5 separate regions of the Homo sapiens genome follow, and all the other regions are linked to region 4. Evidence: chromatin loops called from intact Hi-C (ENCODE). Cell type or tissue: MCF 10A. All regions are shown on one strand. Region 1 overlaps LOC105372201 (a long non-coding RNA gene). Region 2 overlaps ZNF407 (zinc finger protein 407). Region 3 overlaps LOC339298 (a long non-coding RNA gene). Region 4 holds the start of LOC105372210 (a long non-coding RNA gene). Region 5 has its middle 21 kb from the start of LINC01879.

Region 1 (5,000 bases), 780 kb after region 4:
GAATGGAATAAAGTTAAAAGTCCAGAAAGAAAAACTTACACTTATAGTCAATTAATTTTCCATAAAGATGCCAATGGGGGTAAACAGTCCCCTCAATAAATGTGCTGAGATTACTGAATATCCACATGCATAAGGCTTTATTTAGCCCCCTCCCTTATGCCATATACAAACTAAACTCAAAATGGATCATAGACCTAACTGTAAAAACTAAACCAATTTCTATGTCTTGTAAAAAGACTTAGAAGTAAATCTCTGTGACCTGTTGGAACTTTAGGTTAGGCAGTGATTGCTTAAATGTGACACCAAAAGCAGAAACAATAAAAGGCAAAATTGATGAATTAGACTTCATCAAAATTAAAAACTTTTATGAGTCAAACAACATCATCAAGTAATTGGAATATCAGCCCATAAAATTAGAGAAAATATTATATATCTGATAAAAGACCTGTATCCAAAGTATATAAAAGCAACTTCACATAACACAATAATGATAAGAATAACCCAGTCATAAAACAGGCAAATGATTTGAACAGACATTTCTCCAAAGAAGATATACAAATGGCGAAAAAGCACATGAAAAGATATTCAATGTCCTTACTCATTAGGGAAATGCAAATCAAAACTACAATAAGATTCCACTGCACATCCAATAGAATAGCTATAATCAAAAAGCCAATAATAAAGGTTGGTAAGGATGTGATGAAATTGGAACCCACCTTACTGGTGGGAATGTAAAAAGGTGCAGAAACACTGGAGAACATTTGGGCAGTTCCTCAATATGTTAAATATAGAGTCACCATATGTCCCAGAAATTCCACTCCTAAGTAACTACCCAAGGAAAATGAGAACATATGTCCCTGCAAAGACTTCTGGATGAAGACCGAGGGCAGCTACTGCTCGTAACAGCCAAAAAGTGTAAACAACCCAAATGTCCTTCAGCTGATAAATGGATAAACAAAATGTGGTATGCCCATACAATGGAATACTATTTGGCAAAAAAAGATGAATTACTTATACATGCTAAAACAAGGATAAACCTCAAATATTATGCCATGAAACAAAGCCAATCACAAAAGATCAAATATTATTATTCCATTTATATTAAATGTCCAGAAGAGGTAAATTCATGGAGGCAAAAGCAGATAAGTGACTTTCAGAGGCTGGGGTTGAAGATTGAGGGGGGTGATAGGGAGTGACTTTTAATGGGTACGGGGTTGAAGATTGAGGGGGTGATAAGAAGTGACACCTCATAGACATGGGGTTTCTTTTGGAGGTGATGAAAAATGTTCCAAAATCAGATCATGATTGTTACACAACTCTGTAAATATATTAAAAGCATTGAACTGTATAATTTAAATGGGAGAATTTTATGGTATGTAAATTACATCTCAATAGAGCTGTTTTAAAAAAGTGTTCAGATACAAAAAGGAGGTTGCTAAAAACAGTCCTTCTTCCTATAGATGAGGCATTTTTTTGTCAAGCTCACTACATCATATGCTTCTCCAGATGCTTGGTTTGGTTTCTCTACTTGGGGGTTCTTACAATAAAACCTATTTCTCTACAGCCTCTAAGACTTTATGTAGATTCTATACGATATTCTCGAATCATAAAGAGGATTTATGTCTGTCTTACTTGAAGGAGATGGGTAGAGCTCCCTCATAACCCTACAAATACAACATTTTCAATGTTTCTGCCGATGGCCTGATGAAACAATAGGACCTCAATAGTTAACGCGCTTGTTTTGTCCCTTCAGGACAGTAGCTTTAGTTATAGAAATGTCCTCTGCTGTATTTTTTCCCAAAAAATATGCATTCAAAAAGGCCTGTGAAATGTATGTTAAATAAATCTTTTTCACTATGTTGAAAGTTTAAGCGATTTAATAAAAATAGAATCCAACATTTTACGACTTGAACAAGACTTCAAATGCAGCATTACTAAACTCCATTCTTCCCGTGACGGCATCACCTGGCAGTTCAGCGTGAGACAGGCTTGCCTCCTACATAGCTCCAGAGCAACTGTGTGGGAGGTGAGCCTGGCCCTGTAACCTGGTAAGGCCACAAAAGCTTAATTAATTTTCAGAAAACAAAGTTACTTGTATGGCCTAATTAGCCTACATTTCTTAAACAAACCCAACACAAAGCTAGGTGATATCATTTTATGCAAACAAACAATAACACCTGATCACTCCCCACACTTAGATGCCACCATTATTATAGTTGTTCAACCTTTTTTAACTCTCCATTGCTTGGAATAATAATAACCTGTTAGAACTTTGAAATGAAAATCTTTCCACTTGACAAATGCTGATGTTTTTAAGCATTTCAAAAGCCAGTGTCAAACAGGCTTGCTTTTGATTTTCATCTTGGTCTGTGCATGAGCATTAGAGAAATTAACAAGAGCGAAAGGCCTGAGATTAGCCCCTCCTCCATAATTCCCTAACGTCAATCAGTAGGGGGAGCTCTCCTATTATTTAAGTGTCCACAAACAAAGCACAGAAGCATTTTTATTGACTCTCCTGGGGACAATGGTGAGGTTTTTCTTTAAATGGATGTTATAACCTGAAGAACATTAAGACAATGATTTGTTCAAAGTTAGAGATGTACCTCATTCAGCACTGACAACATATTTTCTAAAACAGCCTTGCAAATTAACGAGGGTGTAAGAGTTGCAGGCCTGTAGAAAATTATCCCATTCCAAGAAGGAATCAAGTACCTGTCACTTATAGTGGAATAAAACTTAATTGCATCAGAATTCTAATGGCCATAATGGGCTTCATCATCTCTTTAATATGACAGAATATATGGAAAGGTTATAAAAAGGGAAAAATTGACTAACAGATTTTTAGACTTTGAGAAAGGTGGCTTTAAGCTATAAATTATAATGTGAAAGGCACAAAATGAAAAGAGCATCAGAAAGTATTAGACTCTTTGAGATTTTGTAGTTAAATTAAATAAAATGTCATGGTAAGGAAATGAATGGTATAACCCGTAAGCTTTTCATGTAGTTTGCTAAAATAACACTTCCACAATTAGAGATTTGCATGATTCTTTTTATTATTATTTTCTGTAAAGATTGGGTCTCCCTATGTTGCCCAGGCTGGTCTCAAACTCCTGGCCTCAAGCGATCCTCCTGCCTTGACCTCCCAAAGTGTTGGGATTACAAGTGTGAGCCACTGCACCTAGACTGCATGATTCTTTATTGGAGCTTTTGAGTGAAAGTAATGAAGTCCCTATACATGTACACAGTATATATCACAATATGGTAAACTGAAGACCAGAAAATACACAGTGAAGTTATCAATAGGCAACAACAGCAAGAATTGTGTATCCCTCTATGAGTACATCATATTGCTAAGTGTGACAGAAACTGTCAATGTCCCCAAGTTGCTCCCACTCTCTCTTGATAATACAGTTACCAATTTTAGTCTGGGTATATGAGTTCTCATGGGAAAAACTACAATCCCCATCCTTCCTTGCAGCCAGTAGAAGCAAGGTGACTGCATTCTGGCCAATGGGGTAAGAACAGATGGACTGTGCAGAGTTGCAGTGCACAAGAGAAAGAGGAACATGCTTTTACCAACTCCATTTCCCCTTCCCACTGGCTAGAATGTGGATATGATGGTGAGTCATCTGGGGCTATGTGGAGAGGACAACAGGTCAGGAGAGTGAGGCAAAAAGGTAGGAAGAGCTTGAGCCCGTCATAACTTTGCAAAGCAGAACCACCAAACCAGATTTTACTTTGCTGTGAGAGAGGACTGTCTCCAGGTTATTCAGACTAGTCTCCATTTGTCTCTGTGTCTCCACAGTTTAACTAGTATCCTATACTGATAATATTATAAGAAACATAAAATAATACCTGAAATCTTATTTCTTTCTGTTGTGGAATTACCTAGGAGTTTAGAAAGTGAGCCCAGCATTGGGCTAGCATCAAACATTTATAATGAGACTTATTGACTAGTGATTCAGTGTTTGCATTTGGGAGATGGATAGATAATAGATAGAAAGATAGATAGATAGATAGATAGACAGACAGACAGACGTATATTTCCCCTATGAACAGGCAGTAGAGGAGGATGGGGAAGAGGAGGAAGAAGAAGGAGGACAAGGAGGAGAATGGGGTGGGAGAGGAGGAAAGAAAGGACCATCTCAGTTCTTGGCTGGAATTGTCCCAGTTACATCCGTGGTGTGATGTTGTTAACTTGCCTTTTTTAACTCTCAAAAGTATCCTGACTTGAACAATAACTTACATGGCCATTCTGCCTCTTGGTGTCCTTTCAATAATCCCAAACTACCTCATATAGCTGGAGCTTGATATTCAAAGTGTATAATCCACTGTAGAATGTGGGCATGGTGTGAACAGGACCTCTATATAAGAAATGCCAGTACAGATACTAAAACTAAAAGAATGCAAAATGCAAAAGTCTAAGAAAAAGATCACTGCAGGTGAAACAATGAAAAGTATTTGGTTTTATCAAACCAAATTTAGAAGAGAAAATTGTGGTAGGAATGGTTTCCATAAGCTGGAAGAAGAAGAGAAAAATAATACAGAGAAAGCAGCCCAAGAAGACAGGAAGAACCTGGTCAAGGGAAGAGACGCTGAGGACCGTAAGGGAGATCTTGGCAGCAAGGATCAGCAGAAGCGATCTTTAGCATGAGTGCTTTGCTTCTATGTTATACATGTTTTCATAGAACTGGGTAATAAAGGTGTAACAGGTGTTCAGAAAACACACCGCTCCTACCCACGGCCCTTCAGTGGCACACCCACATCACTCAAGCCTCACATAGGACAGTGCAGAAGCATTAGAAGAGCATGAAGTGGTGAGAGTTAGCCTTTCAGAGACATTTATCAATGGGTTTCTTTTTTCTTAAAGAAAAGAGATACATCCTGAGGCTAACAATACTTCTGTTTATTTCTTATAAGTTCACAAAATGGCAGGGCTTCCAATGAAAATTAATATTTGCTTAGTGGATCCATGATTAGCCTATTTCATCAGACCCCAA
Region 2 (5,000 bases), 1.6 Mb after region 4:
ACAACTTCAATTTGGTAGTGAACTATAGCCATCTACTGGAAATGAACAGTTAAAGCAAATGTTTAATATGTTTCTAAGAAACCAGTATTCTTTGTGCTTAATATAGCAGACCAGAAAAATGAACAATCTTACATATAAGATAAATTTAATTTGTTATATCAGCCTCATGATCTCAAATTTGTAAAGATATATTATGTAGTAGTTTAACATGTTATTTTTAATATAAATTTTCTACTTATAGTTTTCTATCATTAAGAAAATTTCTTGGTCTCTTATCCTACTTTTCCAAAGTCTCACATTCTTAAATCATGTAGCTACACAAATTCAAAAATTACTAAAAGTTTTAAGTTAAATTAGCTGGCAAGTGAGTTCCTTTAGTTACCAAATTATAAACTAGAGGTATAACCACAGTGTTTGCACTATATTTTTCAGTTTGGCACTGAAAGAATTTTCATAGAAATGAAATCAAAGAAATTTGTTTAAAGTCTGGCCAAAACATTGCCTTTATTTTTCTGTCAGAAAAACCATTAAAAATAATAATTCTACTTAAATGCCAGAGGTGCTGCCATGTTTACTGCCTTAATCAGATTAGAGGGAGACTAATAGGACTAACTATACCTACTGGTAAATAATAAGGTCATTCTTGATGTCAAGAAATTAAAATATTATCCTGTATTTTATACTTCCTCAAATGGTCCTTCAATAACAAATTTCTAATAGTATGCCTACTACCAATTTCTCTTTTTTAGTAGAAATGATCAGCAGCAGAATTATTCCTTGAATTATCAAGACCTACGATTGTCAATGCAACGATTTCATGTCTGTTATTGCTAATGTAAAACTAAATATTTTGAAGTATTGATACTTAAAAGTCTGTAATTGAGCACTCATTAAAATTATATCGATGGACATAAATTTCACTCAAAAAAAGGAGTCCAATGAATAATATATTAGCATGTTCATGATAACACATAAGCCAACAATGTCAATTCATTTTTTTCTAAAAAATAGCTAAAATCATCATTTTATTTCAAATAGCATACATCATTTCAATAAGTTATCATAAGGAAACACTAAGTGTGCATAATTACGTTAGTTTTTGATAATCTACTGATGCTTTAAATAATGTATAAGCATGAGCTTTTTTCCAACATGTTAGTTTGTAGTATCGCTATTTTGTAAAAGACATTACTGAAATTGAAACTAATCACTATGAATCAATATATGAAGATTCAATAAATATAAGCATATCGATACATGTTAAATATATTTAGCATTTAATTGCTAAAAACCCATTGTCCCTATACTAAAGATCTGAGTCAAAAATAGATTCAACTTTTATGGTTAGTAATATTTCACAATAGTTCTGCAAATATATATTAATAATATACTGAGATTACAAAATTATAATTTTATAAACCATAGACATAAAAAGGCCCATCATTTTCTAGGTGTTTAAACCTAAGTTACTATTACTAACTTCAGTTGGCAAATGGCAGGTTTAATGGACACAATATTCTTTTGTTACTCAAAATATAGACAACTGAGAATATGACGCTTAAATAAACTTTTAAAGAGATTCAACTTGAAATCCCTGCAACTAAAACAGCATAATCTACAATAGCCAAACAGAAAACTTCATAGCAACTAGATATTTTGATTGGAAAACCATATATCCAAGAGAACTGCAATGACATCAATTTCCTTACCACAGACATCTATGGCTATCTTGATAGGCTTAATTTGGTTCAACAAAATGTCACATCACACAAACCATGTTCAGTGAATTCTACAAAATCTAAATACAGAACATAGGGTGTGGAGTCAAATATAAATTGTTTAATAAATTTCAAATCTCTAGAATTTTCCGTTTTTCAACCAATCCACATCTAGCAAGCTTTGCTAATAACCTCCCTTGTTTTTATGGAACATGTCCAGTCATAGCTTATATGACTGATTTGAAATGCAAGCTTAAATTTATTCCAAACTCACTAATGATCAGCTATAAACACCTAACATACCCTATATGTGAGAGGTGACTGAAACTGAGAAAATGTAATTTACCGAAGGAGAAACTAAACTGTGTTATGTGCATTGGTTCTGACTTAGGAAAGTTTTGCCAATAGTTCTTTGTTTTGATTTTTCAGACCAAGGGAGGAAGCACCTCGGGAAGTTGTAATATGAAACTAATGGAGAAAAATATAGCACCCACCCCTGAAAACCTTTTGTATTGTTTCAATCACAAAACTTACCCCAGTAGAAGTGTTAGAGTAACATAATATTGCCCTCTGCTGGTCCTTCATGATTTTTACATCTAACTGCCTTAGTTTAAGTTCTCAGCATGGGGGGAAAATATAAGCAATATTCATGTAATAAGCAAAAACAAATAATAAAGATTAAAATACCGTAAGTTCCACAGTAACGTTTCCATGATATATATTTTTATTTTATATTTAGTTTAAACAGGAAAAGGCTACGATGTATTTTGAAATTGCTCGATGAATAAAAACCCTAGCAAGTATTAAAACCCTTTATTTCTAGAAATATAATCATACTGCTGTCTTCCAACAATCAAATGTGTTTTAGATAATGATAGGAAACAGAAATATGCTGAATATTTTGGCAACGCTATAAAAAGGTACTTAACTTTGATCTTTAGATATTTTTCTGCTGTAATTTTAAGTGATTTCCTACATTATAGCTCTGAATAATATTTTCAAAAGCCTCTTTAAAAGGGTAGAAAAAAGGGGGACTATACTGTACTTGAATGGAAAAGCTGCTCTACTTGATGATATCAAATTCTTGAGCAAACTTTCCATGAAGTCATCTTTACCTACAGGAAGTCAATTAAAATCTGACAGGAGAGATTAAGGGCTCTGTGACAGATTTCACTGGTCTGTACTCAGTATAGACACAGCAATGCTATAACATTGAAGTTACAATGAATATTTAACAATCCAACGACTAACTACTCCAGCAGAGTTTTCAAAATAATGTGATGTCCCTATTTGTTAGAGCAAGTTCACTCTGGCATCAATTAAATCATGAACTGTCATCTTGATTGCTCTCTTTGTTGAGGGACAGCACATTTCCATCTAAGGATCACCTCGGCTTTATATCTCTGCAAGACAATTCATAATTCTGAGCAGCAGAATGAATGCACAAATTACATTCTTCAACCTTTTACTCCCACTAAATCTTTCCTTTTTTCCACTTTGCTGAGCCTGAATATTTTATTCCTCCATCAAATATGCATCCCATTAATTAAGTTAAATTACTTCTGACTGCCAAATATTCTCTGTCGATGACTGTCAACAGAAAATACATGGCTGTGAACTTCTAATGACACAGTCTCGCTTAAACATGAGTTACAACCTTCACGCAGGCATCTACAGGCAAATTATCGGCCTCTTCTTCAAAACCGGGCTGAAATTAAATGCTGGTTTCTTTTTCTTCAGCTTTTAACAAGTACACAATAGATGACACTCGTACTTGACAAAGCAAGTACTGCAATTTTAATTATATACCTTTTCCTCATCTTTTAATTGCTGTTGTTAATCAGTCATTAACTTCTTCCCAAAGTGCAAGATTCTTAAATCTCCTTCAAAACATTTCGGCTCAATAAATTCCATCGCTCTTCATAACTAACATATAATTTTGTCTATTTTTAAAACTGTCATTTTCCAAACAGGGTATTTTTAATGTGCTCTTTAAGGATGACAGTAACAGGGTTTTAATCATAACTTGCATAAAATTATCACTCTCTAACACATCAAGACTAAAACAACCCAGAAAGACTTAAATGGGTTGTTTAAGAATAATTTTGTAACATAAACACCAAAATTTCTATCTTTACCCTTGAGCTACAGTCCCACCAAGCTAAGGGGGGAAATATTATATTTATATATAGATAGATAGATAGATAGACACACACACACATATATAGCAATTTCTTGCCCCCTCCACTACAGAAATGGAAATGTAGTTCTCAATAATTTATTATGCTCTCTATCACAGTATAATCATTAGTGCAAAAATATTTAATTACAGTGAAACTGTTATGACATTACTATAAAGCCAGTAAATTTTTTTCTACACCTTAAGATAATGTGTTCTTTGGGGTAACAAACAATATTCCCGTGGCCCACCCCTTCCATGAATACTTCAAAAATGCCACCTAGGCCCTATGTAAGTGTTCTCTGTCTCTCTCACAAAGAGAACCTGCAAAGTCTGTGAGTTTGCCTGTTTCATACATGAGCCCACCCTAAAGTGTATGACCAAGTGCAGACCCCTGTCAACCAAACTACCTAGAAAGAGTGACTAACAGGATGTCTGCTGAACTACACCAACACAGCAGTCATCAACCTAACTTGTCTGTGGATGCAGAAAGGTGCTCCGTTTCTCTCAATGTTTACAAGTCTCTAAATCTCAATGGGGCTTCTTTTGAAGTACTGCAGCAATTCAAAACAAAGAAATTGTCAGTCTTTGCATCCCTTAAAGTGACTAGGCAGGAGTGCTACATGATGCAGACTAAGTAAGCACCAACAATTGTAAACGATACCATGCACAGAGACCATATAGTCCATCAGATACTAGCTGAAAAGGAACTTTTCAGCTAAGAACTAAGAGACAGCAGGGAGGGGTGGCAGGGGAAATAAAATTATTCTGCCAATGGGCACTAGTCAAACAGACTATGACAAAGACATTTTCGATTATTTGTTCCTAATACAAAATAAAGTGAAATGCTATTTTTGACAATCCAGCTGATTTTAGATATAATTCACATTGCCCATGTTCTATCATCTTAAGGAAAAGAGAAAACAGTTGCCTCACAATGAATACCCAAATTGCTTGTGTATCTTCATCACTTAATAGTTAATTCTATCCTTTGATAGAAGTGACCATCTAAACTCAAAAGGAATTATAATAGATTCACCACTGTTGGTTACTGAAACTAGAGTTCCCACGTTTGGCACTCAGAAAATGTTTGAAAATGAATG
Region 3 (5,000 bases), 130 kb after region 4:
GCTTGCATTGCGCTCCTGTTAAAAATCCGGAGTTCTTAGCAGAGCACAAGTGCCCCTAATGATATGGTCCCAGCCACTTCCTTGACCTCCATCCCATGACTCTCCCGCTTCCTCACTGCTCCTCGGGCACACCAGCCTCCTGTGCTTCCTGGCGACTTCAGGCCTCAGGTCAATTATCACCTTTTCAAAATGACTTTTCTGATTTTTTGTTTCATGCCTTCCCTTCTCTAGAATATAGGCTCAATGAGATGAGGTAAGTTGCCTCTTATCCCATTGCGGTTACATACCTGGTTTAGAGTAGGTAATAATATGAGTTGAATAAATGAATACAGGCTGACACAGCTTAATGGTTATACTAGGTGCGTAATTTTATTAGGAGTGTCATTTACAAGGACTTTGAAGTCATCCTGTGGTGCTCATTGGTGCTCAGTGGCAGAAAACTGTAAAATGCCTCTCCTTTGCCACTTGTAAAACATCCAAATCAATAATTTTAAAATTTAAAATTAAAAATTTTAAAAATGCAATAGGCTGGCTGGGCGTGGTGGCTCATGCCTGTAATCTCAGCACTTTGGGAGGCCAAGGTGGGTGGATCACGTGGTCAGGAGTTCAAGACCAGCCTGACCAACATGGTGAAACCCCGTCTCTACTAAAAATACAAAAATTAGCTGGGCATGGTGGTTTGTGCCTGTAGTCCCAGCTACTCAGGAAGCTGAGGCAGGAGAATCACTTGAACCCAGGTAGCAGAGGTTGTAGTGAGCTGAGATCATGCCACTTCACTCTAGCCTGGGTGACAGGGCAAGACTCCGTCTCAAAAAAAAAAAAAAAAAAAAAAAAAAAAGCCATAGTCTGAAGTGCCCAGTATTTACATAATAGCAATTTGATTGCAGTTAATTCCTTAGAAAACCACTTCTACATGTTCTGACTTGTCTCTTCTGGCATTTGAGAAACACTATCTCCCAGGTTTGATTTAGGCAACTTAAGATTTTCCAACCACAATGACTTGCAGAGATGAAGGGGAAGAGCCTCAGATGTCTGGTATGGGTGGGGCTGATGATGTCATCACTGGTAGGTCCTCCTTGTCCAGGCCCAGGGTGCAAGCTATGCCAAACCTAGGGGCTCCATGCACAACCCTGCAACCGAAAGTGAAAGATCTGGTTGGCATAGACTTTAGATATGAGAAAGAAAATAAGGTTCTGGAATGAAGTAGCAAACATTTCCCCTTCTGTTGCTTGTGGTAGGAGTTACATTATTAAGGTAGAAGTGTGGAATTCAGAGAAGACTCAAGTTTTCAACCAATGTGCATTCAACAAACATTTTTTGTAGCAGTGACTATGTGCCTTCTAGGCACTGTGTTTTGTACTGGACATACAATGCTGAAGCCTTCACCATCTTGGGTTGTACAGCATGGTAGAGGATAGAGATACCAGCCAAATAATTGTAGAGATAAATATATCATCATAATTTTGATAAACTATAAAAAATACAGAGGACTAAGAAAGTGTAACAGAGATTGTCATTTTTATCTATGTGAGAGGTGAAGTACCTCCGTGAGGGAGTGATAATTATCCTGGACTTGAAGGGTGGGGAGATCACTCCGATGAGAAATGGGACAAGTGTCTCCATCAGAGGGAAGAGTGGAAACAAACACTCCAGGGCAGGGTGGAGTCCGGCTCCGTGTGGAAATGGAAAGAAGGTCAGCGTGATTGTAGTTTCACAAAAGAGAAGTAAAGCGGGGGTGGTGAGATGAGGCTGGAGAGGCAGGCAGGGGCCGGAGCGAGCAGAGCCTTGGGGGCCGTGCTGAGGATCTTGGATTTTAGCCTAAGAGTAATGCAAAACGGCCGAATGATTCAAACGAGGGATCTGCGTCATCCAATTTGTGTTTTCCCAAGAACACACTGCTCTGCAGAGATCAGATTGGGTGGAGGCAAGAATAAATGTGGGGAATCCCTCGGCGAGCTGTGGGACAGGTCCTGGCAAGATTCACGGAGGCTTGGATGGTGGCCACGGCAATGGAGAAAGGGCAATCTAGTTTCTCATAGTTCCAGAGGCCAGAAGTCCAAAGTCAAGTTGTGGGCAGGGCCTGCTCCTTCCAAGGCCTCTCGGAGACTTCTCCTTTCCCCGCCTCTCTCACAGGTCCCTGTGGCTGCAGGTGCTCCTGGCTGGTGGCTGCGTCCCTCCACGCTCTGCCTCCATCGTCCCATGGTTCTTCCTCGTGTGGATCAGGATGTCCTCTCCTCTTCTTACAAGGACACCAGTCCTTGAATTTAGGGCCTGATCCTAATCGCATCTGCAAGGATCCAATTTTCAGATAAGATCGTGTTCTGAGGTTCTAGGTGAAGGTACGTTTTGAGGGGCCCTATTCAACCCAGGACAGAGGGTGAGGGCAGTTTCCGGGATAACCACCAGGTTTCTGTGTAGACGGCAGTGCCTGGAAGTATCAGAGTGGAGACACCTGAAGCAGGTCTGAGGCAAGAGGTCGAGAGCTTTGAGTTAGTCACGTCAGGTGAAAGGCACTGGGAGGCATCTGAGAGGAGCTTCCAGGCTTCCGTTGGATGTGCCGATCCGAGAGGTTCAGATTGAAAATGAAATTTTGGAGAGGTGATATAAAGACGGTTTTGATAGCCACAGGACTGGATGAGTTGACTGAGGAAAGAAAATACACTAGTCTCAGGATTTGTAACATCTTTAAGAAAGTTTGCTCTTTGGAGGAGAATCACAGCCCGGCCCAGCATGTTCCCACGCTTTCCTGAGTGTCGGTAAGCCGATACAAGTTTTCAAGCGAACTATCTTTCTAAACTTCCTTGGGGTCTGAGAGGTCACAGTGACTCCTGATTCTGTTGCAAGGTGCCTGGCTTATCAGAAATACAAACCTGCATGGGTTCCGGAAGGTGGCACAGTCTAGGGCCCTAAGGGTGTAGGCTGGGCTTGGAATTCTCTATAGGGTGCTGGGCTCTAGCCAGCGTGTGGTAAACTGGGCCCACGCAGAGGGAGAGGAGCAGCAGACCTGGCTGGGGCCCTAAAAATCTGAGGCCCAGTCATGGGTCAGCTCAGGTTTTCTGAATTTTGGCCACTGACTTACCATTACCAGCCTTGGGACCTCATCTGTGGGATGAAATGGTACCAGTGAATCCTAATTCATGGGGTTGTTTTATTTATTTATTTAGAGACAGCTTCTCACTCCATCTCCCAGGCTGGAGTGCAGTGGCGTGATGACGGCTCACCACAGCCTCGACCTCACAGGCTCAAATGATCCTCCTGCCTCAGCCTCCTGAGTAGCTGGGTCTACAGGCATGCACCACCATGCCCAGCTAATTGTTTGTATTTTTTGTAGAGATAGAGTATGTTGCCCAGGCTGATTTCGAGCTCCTGCGCTCAAGCAATCCTCTCCTCTCGGCATCCCAAAGTGTTGGGATGACAGGCATGAGCTCCCACACCTGGCCTCACAGGTTTGCTATAGGAATAAATGGGATAGTACATCTGAGGGCCTCATCACAGGTCCGGGGCACAGAAGGAGCCACTAAGAAGCCTTGATAAGGAAAGTGAGAGGCAAAACATGAGGCCAAATGTTTTTCAGTCAAACTGCACTTTTCTGTTAAAATGGAAGGAACAAAGCCTCATATTTTTGCAGGCCATGGCAATCTGACTAGGTACGAGGAAGGGCTGGTTGATATGAGATTTCCATGGTAAGAGATGGGCCAGAGACACATGGAGGTGCCTCCTTCATTGCCATGCCATGCCATGCCCACAGAGGGGTGGACAGATTCCAGAGAAAAGTTGTGGGTTGAAAATGTGTCCTTTTGTAGGAGAAGAATTAAATATCATGATTTCTAAGCTTTTAAAATACATTAGGATTATGGGCCTATTTTATTCAAAATTCCCCTGACACAAGGTCGCAAATGTGATGCCTCAGCTTGGATTTCCTCTGGAGCAACATACAGAGGGGATTGTTAGGACTTATCACACTGTGCTCCCCGCAGACATACTGAAGCCCAAGGGGCTGTGTACACGGGAACTTGTATGGAAAAGCAGCCAGTCACGGGGCTCAAGACCACAGAACAGCAGCCTGCATGGCCCTAAAATAGGCTCTACTAACCTTCACAAATGAGGTGGGGGCAATCCCAAGAAATCACAGATTTTAAGTGACATCCCATGAATGACCCACGTCATCCCTTCTCCTCAATTATGGACAGCCTGTGAGCACCAAAGGCACCGTGGGTATGTGAAGGTCAAAACAGAAGTAAAAAGCAACAAGGAAAGCTATTCAGCAGGAAAATGCCCTTGAAACGATGTAGGTTGATTCCCTTGCAACTCAGTCATTAACCATCTAAAGGCCCAAGCAGGAATTTTGGATCTTCCTTCTTTTCTTTTCTTTTTCTTTTTTTTTCTTCTGTCATTGCTGATCCCCTTTTGCTAAGCCCATGCTAACAGGACAGAAAGATAAAGAGCGAACACAAACACGTCTTGGCCCCTGCGGCCACTGAGATAAATTTAATAATTTAAATTGACCTAGGGCCTATGTATGGAATAATCCTCCACTTAGATGACCCGGTGATTCCTAACTCATTTTCAAGTCCGTATCCAGCCGTGTGAAAGTGTTAATGTCTCCCTCCATCACACTGTGCTGGGTACACTTATCTTTTTCATACCCAATAACCAGAGACAATGATTATATTATTCATAAGATATTTTTACCTGAAGAGATAAGACATACAGCTTTAGTTATTATTTCCTAATCTTTTTTTTTAAACTGCCACCTTCTTATATAGCCCTAGGAATAACCTTAATTTTTATATTAAAATTGTCTTTTCCACATTTTTAGTTGTTTCTGATTTTTTAAAAATTAATATTACAGAATAAACAGTGGGAATTTAAAAAGGAGAGCCTGTATCCCATTTGTAAAGAAACAAGCAAGCACAGTGGGAGTCATAAGACAAATGCTTCTGGTCCATGCCCTCTGCTGACCTCTTTTGGTTGCAAATCCCTCTGGAGAAGGATGGATG
Region 4 (5,000 bases):
GGCAGAATCATCAGCCTGTAAGGTCTGCACGCCTGTTGTGTGTGTGCATGTGTGTGTGCATATATATATATATATATATAATTTTAAGGCAGCAACTCAGCATACTATATTACAAAAATAGCCCAGTGAGAAAGCACTGTGTTTAGAAATATAACTTCTCATTCAAATCAGGACAAGAGGCAGAAGGGGTCAGGAGGTAAAATGAACTCTCTCTCTCTCTGTGTGTGTGTGTGTGTATGCACACACGCGCGTGTGTCTCCCATGAATAAATGAGGCCGAGGTGCAGCACAGCAGGCTGGCCTCTGTCCTGGGCCTCTGCATCCCTTCGAGGGTTAATGCAGAGGGGAGGCTGGTTCCTAGCTGATCCATTTCAGCTGGTCCCCGCCAGGCAGCTGCCCCGCATTAACCCCCTCCCGCCCAAGCTGCAGGCTGTGGACTGCCCCTATGGGTGCTAGGGAGGGGTTAAGAATCTCTTACAACACACACACTCTTCGACATTCTGCATCTCTGCAGTGGCTGCCAATCTGTATCACTGCTTTCGGGACATGGCTTTCTTCTCGCAGTAGCCATCGGAGACCTCCAGGGTAGAAAACCAGCTTTTTGAGATGAGTTCAAATGCATTCTCCCCAGAGGACAGCAGAGGACCAGCTGAGATTTGTTACGGCAGGGCTGCGTAAAGAATTTTCTCATGCTTTACTCCACAGTGTTAGGGGGACACACTGTGCTCCTTTCTCTTGAGCACAGGAGGGGTGATGCAGTGGTTAGCAGATATTTGCAAAATGAAAATAAACTATATTTTCCTAAGATAATTACGCTGGTGATTTCTTAGAAATTTGCGGTTCTTAACTCTCTATCCATTTATCTGACGTGATATGGAACTAAAAAAATACCTCATTGAGTTTGCTCTAGCTCTATCTCCCATTTGTCACATTACCATTGAACTTTAGGATTTTAAGCTATCAATTATAACAATTATAGATTGAAATAACATAGTATAAAAATATGAGCTTTTACTATTTCTTACGGGAAAGAACAAAGTTGTACAGCACTTAATCTTACCCTTCCTATTTTTTTTCTTCTATAACTTGAAGAAATATTGGTCTCTAAGCGGATATGTTCTGCTGACTGTATGTTTTTAAAACCACGGTTCCATAAGCATTTTCTTCCTAGCTCAGAAACTTACCAAATGTTTGCTCTCGGCCAGAAAGTAAGGACATATACCTAGTGACATTAAGCCTGGATCTCCTTCAGGTAATCCAGCCTGAACTTTTTGTTCATAGCTTGCTTTCTAGAACATACCCTGTCTCTGAGGATTGGGAATCCATGCTGATTTGCATGGCTTCAGCCATATCAGGAAGAGACTAACAAATGGCTTAATCATCATCACAAACACGCTGTGTATGCTGTGTGGGTGTCAGGACGGCTTTGCCAAAACCTCTCACCAGCCCAGGAAAACACTGAAAGTGCTGCACCTACAGCTTGAGACCTCAAAGTATTATTTTATTTTTACTGAAGGTACAAGTAACTAAAAAGTTTTTTTTTTTTCCTGACAAATGTTCCAATGTTCATTTTTTTGTTAAATGAAAGAAGAGGACAGACAGGTGGAAAAACACAAAATTAGCACATAGAAAATTAAATAAAAATCTTATTTGGATTCCCAAAAGCCTAAAGTAGAGAAATCTCACTGTGACCGTTGTCAGCCTCCTGGAAGCTGGTAAATTCATGCATTCTTTGAGATGTTTTTTCATGCAAAGCAAAAACTGTCTTCAATTTTCTTCCTGCTTTTTTTTTTTTTTTTTTTTTGAAACTTGAAATCAAATCACCACTCCCTTATCCACATTTCAAAATTTCAACCTCTATAAATACAGGGAAATAGAATTCTGGAGGTGGAGAAAGAAACTGCAGTGGAAATATCCAATTTTATACCATGGCTTATTGGACAAGAACAAGGGTAATTTGACTAAAGCTTCAATTTACAAGGCATCTTTAGCAATGCATTTGGTGCACGCGCATGGCAGCTAGATTGACAAGCAGATCCCGACAGCTACAGAGCTTCAATAAAACACACACCACGAAGGCTTTACACGATGTACAGTAACGGCTTCTTTGGAGCTGTTATGGTCTATTGGGTCAATAATAATCCACTTTTTAAAGAGTGCCAAAATGTGAATTTACACAGCAGACTGTAATAGTCCCTGATTTAGCAGGTAAATTATATGAATTCTTAGAATTTCTATACGTACTATGGCACATGCACACCATCGGAATGTTCTGTTGTGTAAAGCAGGAGTCCACAGAGTCAAACATGCAGCATGCTTCCAATTGCTGATAAAAATGATACACTGCAGCTGGGGAAATGAAAATACTTGTTAACATTTGGAACTTTAATACCACAATTTACATTTCACCTTACCTTTAAATGGGTATATTTTGATCGACATCCTGGATTACTTGCATCATCATAAATTCTGTTTCCCTTAAAATGAAGTTATTTTCATTTCAAACTATATTAAAAATACATTGACTATACAACTTTGCGGTAGGTTGATGCATAGCATTTAATTTACATGTGATATTTATAAGTAAACATTTATAAGTAAACATCTCTTCTATAGATTTATAATTTCTGTTTTCTTCAGTTACACAGAAATAGGCAGCTCTGAACGTGCAGGGCTGCAGCTGCACCTAACAACATGCCTGATTCCTTCCAGCAGGTGGAGGCATACTGCAAGAAGCTTCCAAAGAAACAACCAAAAATATTTTTTCCCCAAGCAAACTCTGACATTTAGGGGAAAACAAAATATCCCAAAAAAGAGGGAAATTAGATGAACAGTTTGCAACAGGGATAGTGGTGTGGTGTGACACGGTTTTACCTCATAAAGAACCTGGAGTGAAGATATTTCATAGCCCCTCCTTGCTGTAAACACCCTCTCTTGGCTTCCTTTCTGTCTGCTACAGTTGGACATTTTTCCAGAAGAAAAGCCTGGTGAATTATTTAATAAATGAAATCCAGTAAGACAACCATGTTCAAAGACATTTTCTCAAATTTCCTCCAAATAAGTGCAGCAGTAATGCACTACCAGGGATATGCACATGTAGGTACACACACGCACACACACATACACACACATACTCTGAAAACTACTCTAGACACATTACTATCCCGCTTTAGTCACTGTGTATGTGTGTATGTGTGTGTGTGTGTGTGTGTGTGTGTGTGTGTGTGTGTTCTACTCATTTGGCCAGAACCAGTGATTTCTCTGGTTCTTTTGTGAGTGTTTGGTGTATATTCCTGCCAGTGTATTTGAAAAAAAAAAAAAAAAAAAAAAGCTAAGAATTTAAAGTACAGACAAACCAGAAAAATTTCTGCCTGAAAACCTGGCTTTTCTAGAATGAGAGAGAGTTCTTTCAAAGACCACCCTTCACTTTCACTTTTAGGATAGATTAACATGTGCCGTCTGCAATGGACAATGACGTGGCCGAAGAACGCCTATGTACAGGATTAACATGGTCTACTTGGAAGGATTTGAATGCTTTTCGATCCATAGTATGATAACATAATGCAGCAAATTATAGGTCTCGCCTTCCTTAGCAAGGAGCTGGGAGCAGAATTGCAGTATAGTAATGCTGTGGTCCCCAGCTCCCCCTCCCTGCTCCCAGGGCCTGTTGACTGCAAATATCTACCATCTACAGTATTGACTGGTTTATCAGGCAGCAGGTATCTCTATCAGTCTATCTTGAATTGTCATCCAGCAGAAGATTAAACACTGCCTGCCTCCTACTTGTGATTTTTAGTCTTCACATCACAAAGTTTTCAATCACATTTCAGCAGTGTGCATTTAGCTTACAGAACTCTGAGCACTTATCTTCCCAAAACAGGGGATTTAGACCATGTTTACCTCGTAGTTCCAAGATATCTGTCTGCAAGCCTGCCCACATTTAGGGTGTGAGATGGGTTTCAAATCTCTTCTCTCTTCTATCTCCCTCTCTCTCCTCTCTCTCTCTCTTTTTCTCTCTAGTTCCCTACATAACTAGACTCTGGACCCAACAACAATCAACAAAGAATTTGCATAATGGACAAGTGTCAGTTTTTCAAGGAGTCCTCCAGGGCAGTGACCTTGTGTTGTTAGTTTTCAAGATGAAAGAACTATAACTGTGGACGGCTTTGTTCTAAGTGGCTTTCTCATTAATAATCTTCAGAAGACCGTGATGACCACGTGGCTTTCAGCGCCTGAATCAGCCAGAGAGAAGGCTGGATGTCAGCTGTGTACACTTCTTGTCTCTCCATCGGGTACCTGTGAGGAAGCTGTGGTCTGCGAGGGATCCTAAGAAAGAAACATCTTCCCAGTTTATGAGGGATTCAGCACAAACACGTTGATACCAAATCAGTGTTCAGCTGCCATTGTGCCTGGCTGATGCTTGCGATTCCCAATCAGTAGACTAATGAGATTCCGGGTACACAGAATCCGGAGAGAAGGGCACGCGCATTCTCTCCAGAACGCCTGAAAGGAAGTCAGTCTGAAGTCCGGCCGGATGGGAATTGGACAGACACACTTCCGGCTAAGTACGGGCGTAATAATGGTGATTAAAACTGTTCACCGTTCCTTTGAGTTCCTCGTAGATTCTGGATATTAGTCCTTTGTTGGAGGTATAGATTGTGAAGATTTTCTCCAATTCATCGCCGTTTTTTAGAGTTTTTCTCACTAAATATTGACTAACGGAACCTAGCCCTGTAATGTTGATAGTCGGGCGGGTCGGAAGTGGCTGAGGTGGAGTATCTGCAGGAGAAGAACTGAGGCTCCTAAGTGCAGCATCTTGTCCAAGAGGTTTCGTCCCAATGCGTGGGGAACATCCGGATTGTGATGTTTAGCTCTCAGTTTCTAACTTGGGCATTCTAGCAACTGTATTTCTCATTTAATGTTTTATGGGCACACATGCAGAGGAGTTTTCGTCACTGAAAAGCCCGACAACTTCCCCTGCCAACCCATTGGAATTAAAAA
Region 5 (5,000 bases), 450 kb before region 4:
TCATTCAGGCCTTCGCAAGTCCACGGCCTCCGGACAGCAGACCTCACCAGCTGAGGTTGAGGCTCAACGTGCGCGTTATTTATGGGCCACGTATGACCCAGTGTTGTGTTTGCAGGACTTGCTGCTGGGGTGCAGGACATTCCCCATGAGTTTGGAGCCTGGCAGTCTAGAGATTTATGGCCTGAGCAGCTAGAAGAGGAAGCTGTAAAGTGCCTACAGAGCAGCTCTAAAAATTAAGATGTCTGCCTCCTGCACCCACAGGCGGGAAATGCTAGACCCCTGCCGCCTGGCTTAGTCTCCTCACACCGAGTTCATTCATGCTTGAAATGAGAAAGAAGGACAGGATGCATTTCATGCAATTTTGTCAGAGAATCTTCCTTATTTTTAGTTCCTGAAATAAAATAGAACATTCGAGTTTCCTGGGAAGTTGATCATGACAGAATCTGAGAAGGAGCAGGGAGCGGGAGGAAGCCAGGCCTCCTGACAGGCCCAGCGACCTCACAGGCCTCAGACGCAATGTGCCTGAGAAGAGTCTGTCCTTTGTATTTGGGTGGCGCTAAGGTCATGTTCTATCTTTGTCATGCACTTGCTGTCTAACTTGGGCCACGTATTAGTATTAAATTCTCTGGGTCTTGGTGTTTGACTTCACAGCTTTTAATGAGGGGACCATGGTGAACGTAGAGCCCCGGGCCTCACCTTAGATATGCAATTAATCCGGCCGGGCGCGGTGGCTCACGCCTGTAATCCCAGCACTTTGGGAGGCCGAGGCGGGCAGATCACGAGGCCAGGCGATCGAGGCCATCCTGGCTAACACGGTGAAACCCCGTCTCTACTAAAAATACAAAAAAATTAGCCGGGCGTGGTGGCGGGCACCTGTAGTCCCAGCTGCTGGGGAGGTTGAGGCAGGAGAATGGCGTGAACCCAGGAGGCGGAGCTTGCAGTGAGCCGAGATTGCGCCACTGCACTCCAGCCTGGGCGACAGAGCGAGACTCCGTCTCCAAAAAAAAAGATATGCAATTAGTCCCCTTTCTTCGCCTCTGCCTTCTCCTCCCCTAACCTGGCTCAGCAAAGCCTAAGGCCAAAGGCTTCAAAAAGTCTGAAGTGTTAAAGTATAAGCTGAGGGAGAGCAGGGCCCTGAAGGGCAGGGGTCACTCACTGAAGGGTACGGCCGGCTCTGCAGCGTGGTGAATCACTGTGCGTCCTGGGCCTAAGGCACAGGTGAGCGCCAGGTGCAGGGCATCTTCCCCACGCGCAGAGCAGGAAAGGCAGTGAGCACAGACACCCAGAGGCTCCAGTGTTTGCTGGTCTCAGCCTCGGCTAAGCACTTAACCTTTACACACAGTGTCCCAATTTAGTGCTTCCAATAACCCTGTTCAATGCTATTATTGCCTTCATTTACATCTAAGGAAAGTTCAGCCCAGAAAGGGCAGGTTACTTGCCCAGGTACCCACAGCTGGTAGCTAGAACGAGGTTTTGGCTCAAGGTTTCGGGGGCTCCAGATCCTAATCTCTAATCCACTGAAGGCCAAGCCAACTCAGAAGGATTGAGTTTTAGAATGAGAAAAACCTTCATCATTTTTTAGGGCCAGCAAATGTCAAGAGGAGGAGAGTCAAGAGGCAACCTCACAGAGCACGTCCTGTGTGCCAGCCATGGAGCCACGGGCAGGACGAGAAAAGTCAGTCTGCTGCCCTTCCCAGGGCACTGACCTGAGACAGAAAGATGATCTCGATGAACTCTCCTGGGCTGCGGAGGGCTGGGATGTTTGGGGAACTGTCGGGATAGGCAGAGCCTATAAATCTAATGCAGAGGCCTTACTTACACTGAGCCAGTTACAAGAAGCAACTCTTGCTAACTCCCAACTTAAAAGGCCAACAGTCTGGATTTCCCATGGCCGCACCTGCCCCACCCCACCCAGCTAGGCTGCTAGCATCAGGAATTGGCCAACATTTTGGGGAGTGAAATGACTCTGACAAGTGGGGCCCTCTGGAGAGCCTGAGGCCTTCAATAAGTCCTCAGAGTCCTGATTCTGGATGATCAAAGGAGTCCTGGGTCTGCCTGAAATCACCCAGGAAATGGTTGTTTGGTGTCGTTTCCTGCTGGCCAGGACAGGCCCTGCAGGCTGCCCAGAGCCGCTCCCCTGCCAAGAGCAGGCATCTGTCAGTGGCCCTGGGGTCATGGCTGGAGATGAACATTTTTGAACTTGTTTTAATGATGTTCAGAAGAGAGGAGCAAGAGAGCAGGTGGTGGCCCTGATGCACACACTCTCAAACCAGGTGGGACGGCCACCTGGTCACCCTGCCCAGGACACAGGCCCTCAGGTAGCCCCGCCTGGTGGGTTTCCTTCAGGGTATGTTCACCTGCTGGCACTCACCTGTTGGCGCCCTGCAGCTTGGCACCACCTCCCTCTAGTACCCCACACTGTACCCCACACTGTATTGCAAATGATGAGCGCTTGCTCTCGCTAGGGAGCTCAACTTCCATCTCTTTTTGCCAAAAAGGCAAATCAGTCACAAGTGCAGAACTCGCTCGTGATGAGGATACGCCAACATGCTGGACAGAGGTGTGGAGGATTATTTTCTGGAGGGGCCAGTATTATATTCTTTGCGGGTTCTACTCAAAGCCAGGGTCCCTTGGGTCTTGTCCAGGGCAAGGGCCGGGGGTTAAGTGTCGAATCCAGTCAGCAGCAGTTGTCTCAATTTCAGTTTAGACATCATTAAAAGGGTTCCTTGAAAGCAACTTGACATTCGAATGGAGAAAAAAAGAGTAAAGTAGACAATCCCAAATGTTAGATAATACAAATAATTGGTATTCTGTGTGTTTGGCATACGTGTGGTTCTTTCATTTTAGGTGGGCCTAATACTCTAGGAATTCAAAATCTTTCAAAGAAGTAAACATGCAGTTCTACAAAGACCCTGGAAATTGTCCACATTCCATATCCTGCCTGCTCCTCACCTATTTCCCTTCCCCTGTCATGTGTTTTGACTTTTCTTAACTTTTTCAGGCTCACGTGTTCAACTTTTAAAAGGGTTTTCCCTCATCCCTCAAAACAATAATAATTTAAAAAACCTAATAAACCCTGGAGCTGTAATTCGAGCGTAGGGCCACCAGATGGCAGCGGAGCATAAGTCACAGGCTCCGCGCTGCACCGGAAAGAAGCGCCTTGCTAGATCCTGCCGTGGGGAAGAAGGGCCCGGAGTCTATACACGCGGGTATAGACTGCACAACAGATTGAGGAGGAGGCTCAGCTCAGACGGCTAAGCCGTTTATTCTCAATCACGTGAGTCGTCAGTAGCAGGAGGCGGACCTGACTCAGGCCTGCTGAGCGCTCAGGCTACCTCCAGGGATGTGGAACCAGACAGCTCCTTGTTCCTGACCCAAAGACGGCTCATCTGGATGTTTAAATGTCAACAATATTGGCCTCTACCCAAAGCTTTAAGTGGAAAATCTCGAATATTTCTAACTGATTCCTCTTTCTTCTGCCGCCGGGCCCTAAGCCCGCAGGGCCCGTCCGCTGTCCTTGGAAATGCCTCTACAAAAATCCCCGCCGCCCTTTCTGTTCAATAACGTGACGTTAGCCACATGCTCGCTAGTCTCAGGGATTCAGAAATGTCAACTATTCTCTCCTCCTTTAAAGATTTTTTAAAGGGTAAACCAAGTCCCAGGTAAAATTTTATCTGAAGGAATTCTTAACTTACAGCAACTTCTAAAGCTGGTTTTATACCCAAGTTAGAGTTAGAAAGTTCCCTGGATGTCCTCCCTGTTTGACCTGGCAGGGGAGAAGTTTCTAGCACGCTTGTCTTTCCTTGCTTCTAGCCTAGCTGGGTTATTTTTAACTCAGGGACTGGCCCCGAGGCCCCAGCTGCTCGGAGTGGTCGAGGCCCCACAGGTGTGAGGGCTGGGGGCCTTGAGAGGCTCGGGCACCTGGCCCAGCAAGCACCTGGGCCTGGAGTCCACCCCAGGCCTTGGGGTTCTTTACAGACTCTTGCTCCGGGTTACCCCAGATTGCTTCATCCCGCCCCAGGGGAGGTGCAGAGGTGAGGCCTGTGAGACCTCCGCCACCCCCTCCTCTGCAGCTGTGACCCCGGAATCCGGTTTTCCTAAACTTGGTGTAACAAGGCCCTGGCAATGGCCTGGGCGCCAAGGCCTCAGTGTGGACTCCGTGGATCTAGGAGGGTACCTGGGCAGAGACAGCCATTTCCCCTTCACGTGACCATCACTTCCGGGTCACGTGACGACCGCTCTCTAAGCCACGTGACACTGCGGGGCATGGCAGGTAGGCGTGGCACGTGGAAACCAAGCTCTATCTCTTATGGGAGTCCCGAGTCGTCAGCCTTTGTTTCACAGAACGTTCCTGCGGCTTCCCGGAGCAGCCTCGCCAGAGTCCAGACCAACAGGATGCTGCCCGCCCTTCTTAGTGTGTTGGGGGTGCTAGGCCAGGAAAAGGGCCCACGCGAGATCTGCGTAGACAGTGATGACCCAGCCTTGCAGGGGGCTCCCGCAGCAGCTGAGGACAGGCCTCGGGGTGGTCGCCCACAGGCGGCCTAACCCTGCCTGCAGCCTCGGGAGCAGCCACGGTTGGATGGGGCAGTGGGAGGCCTGTGGGGATGCGGAGAGTGTGGTGGGGGTGAGAGCCCTTCTTTGATCCGCGCCGGCAGGGGAAAGGGATTTGGATCCCGGGTATGACAGTTGTAAAACAGGAGGCTCCTGAGGCCTGGGTGGCCCCGAGCAGAGGGCCAGGCCCGGCCCATCCCTGCTGTCTGAGCTGGTTCTCAGGCCACCTCCCGGAAGCCAGAGTCCCTGGCAGTTGGGAGCACAGACGCTGTGGCTCTTGCTGTTAAGGCCACGGCACCCTGAGAGAACTAACACTTGTGTTAGGAAGGCAGCGGGTTCACAGCCGCTTCCTGAGCAGAGCGCGTCAGGCCCACCTGTGTGGCTGTTGGGCTGCAGTTGGCTCCTGGAGACATGTCAGGGACAGGCGCCTCAGAGAAGGATGATCTGGA

What was found. A loop is a pair of places that touch in the nucleus more often than their neighbours do. Peaks named below come from ENCODE experiments on the same cell type or tissue, not always from the same donor. Only the 100,000 strongest peaks of a DNase experiment are listed, where the experiment ranks them.
Region 1: it touches region 4 in a loop (11-fold over the local background); 2 of 110 quality-filtered maps call a loop at or near these places.
Region 2: a loop joins it to region 4, with 11 times the contacts of the local background. A loop is called at or near these places in 13 of 110 quality-filtered maps.
Region 3: a loop joins it to region 4, with 2.7 times the contacts of the local background. A loop is called at or near these places in 2 of 110 quality-filtered maps.
Region 5: a loop joins it to region 4, with 9 times the contacts of the local background. A loop is called at or near these places in 4 of 110 quality-filtered maps.

Annotation. Positions count from the first base shown.
Region 1 is chr18:75,476,654-75,481,653 of GRCh38, reverse strand. It overlaps LOC105372201 (a long non-coding RNA gene), which reads right to left. Exons shown (of 3, transcript XR_935637.3): 3 at 3,108-5,000. Among named protein-coding and RNA genes, the nearest start is that of SMIM21, 51 kb to the right of the region's middle. In MCF 10A, a CTCF peak has its summit at 2,456 (motif pointing right); a DNase peak (open chromatin) is centred at 2,453.
Region 2 is chr18:74,649,863-74,654,862 of GRCh38, reverse strand. The region is part of intron 3 of ZNF407 (zinc finger protein 407); the gene reads right to left. Among named protein-coding and RNA genes, the nearest start is that of ZNF407, 54 kb to the right of the region's middle. In MCF 10A, CTCF peaks have their summits at 35 (motif pointing left), 2,064 and 2,264 (motif pointing left); no DNase peak of the experiment used is centred here.
Region 3 is chr18:76,127,949-76,132,948 of GRCh38, reverse strand. LOC339298 (a long non-coding RNA gene) reads right to left here. Exons shown (of 6, transcript NR_040034.1): 4 at 1-15. Among named protein-coding and RNA genes, the nearest start is that of LINC01893, 79 kb to the left of the region's middle. RefSeq lists an enhancer at 655-1,854. In MCF 10A, no CTCF peak of the experiment used is centred here; DNase peaks (open chromatin) are centred at 1,028 and 1,918.
Region 4 is chr18:76,254,807-76,259,806 of GRCh38, reverse strand. It overlaps LOC105372210 (a long non-coding RNA gene), which reads left to right and starts at 4,547. Exons shown (of 4, transcript XR_935654.3): 1 at 4,547-5,000. LOC105372209 (a long non-coding RNA gene) reads right to left here. Exons shown (of 6, transcript XR_935653.3): 2 at 3,900-5,000; 3 at 2,874-2,983; 4 at 2,244-2,348; 5 at 478-669. In MCF 10A, a CTCF peak has its summit at 2,756 (motif pointing right); a DNase peak (open chromatin) is centred at 2,706.
Region 5 is chr18:76,708,083-76,713,082 of GRCh38, reverse strand. No RefSeq gene overlaps it. Among named protein-coding and RNA genes, the nearest start is that of LINC01879, 21 kb to the right of the region's middle. In MCF 10A, a CTCF peak has its summit at 3,099 (motif pointing right); a DNase peak (open chromatin) is centred at 3,142.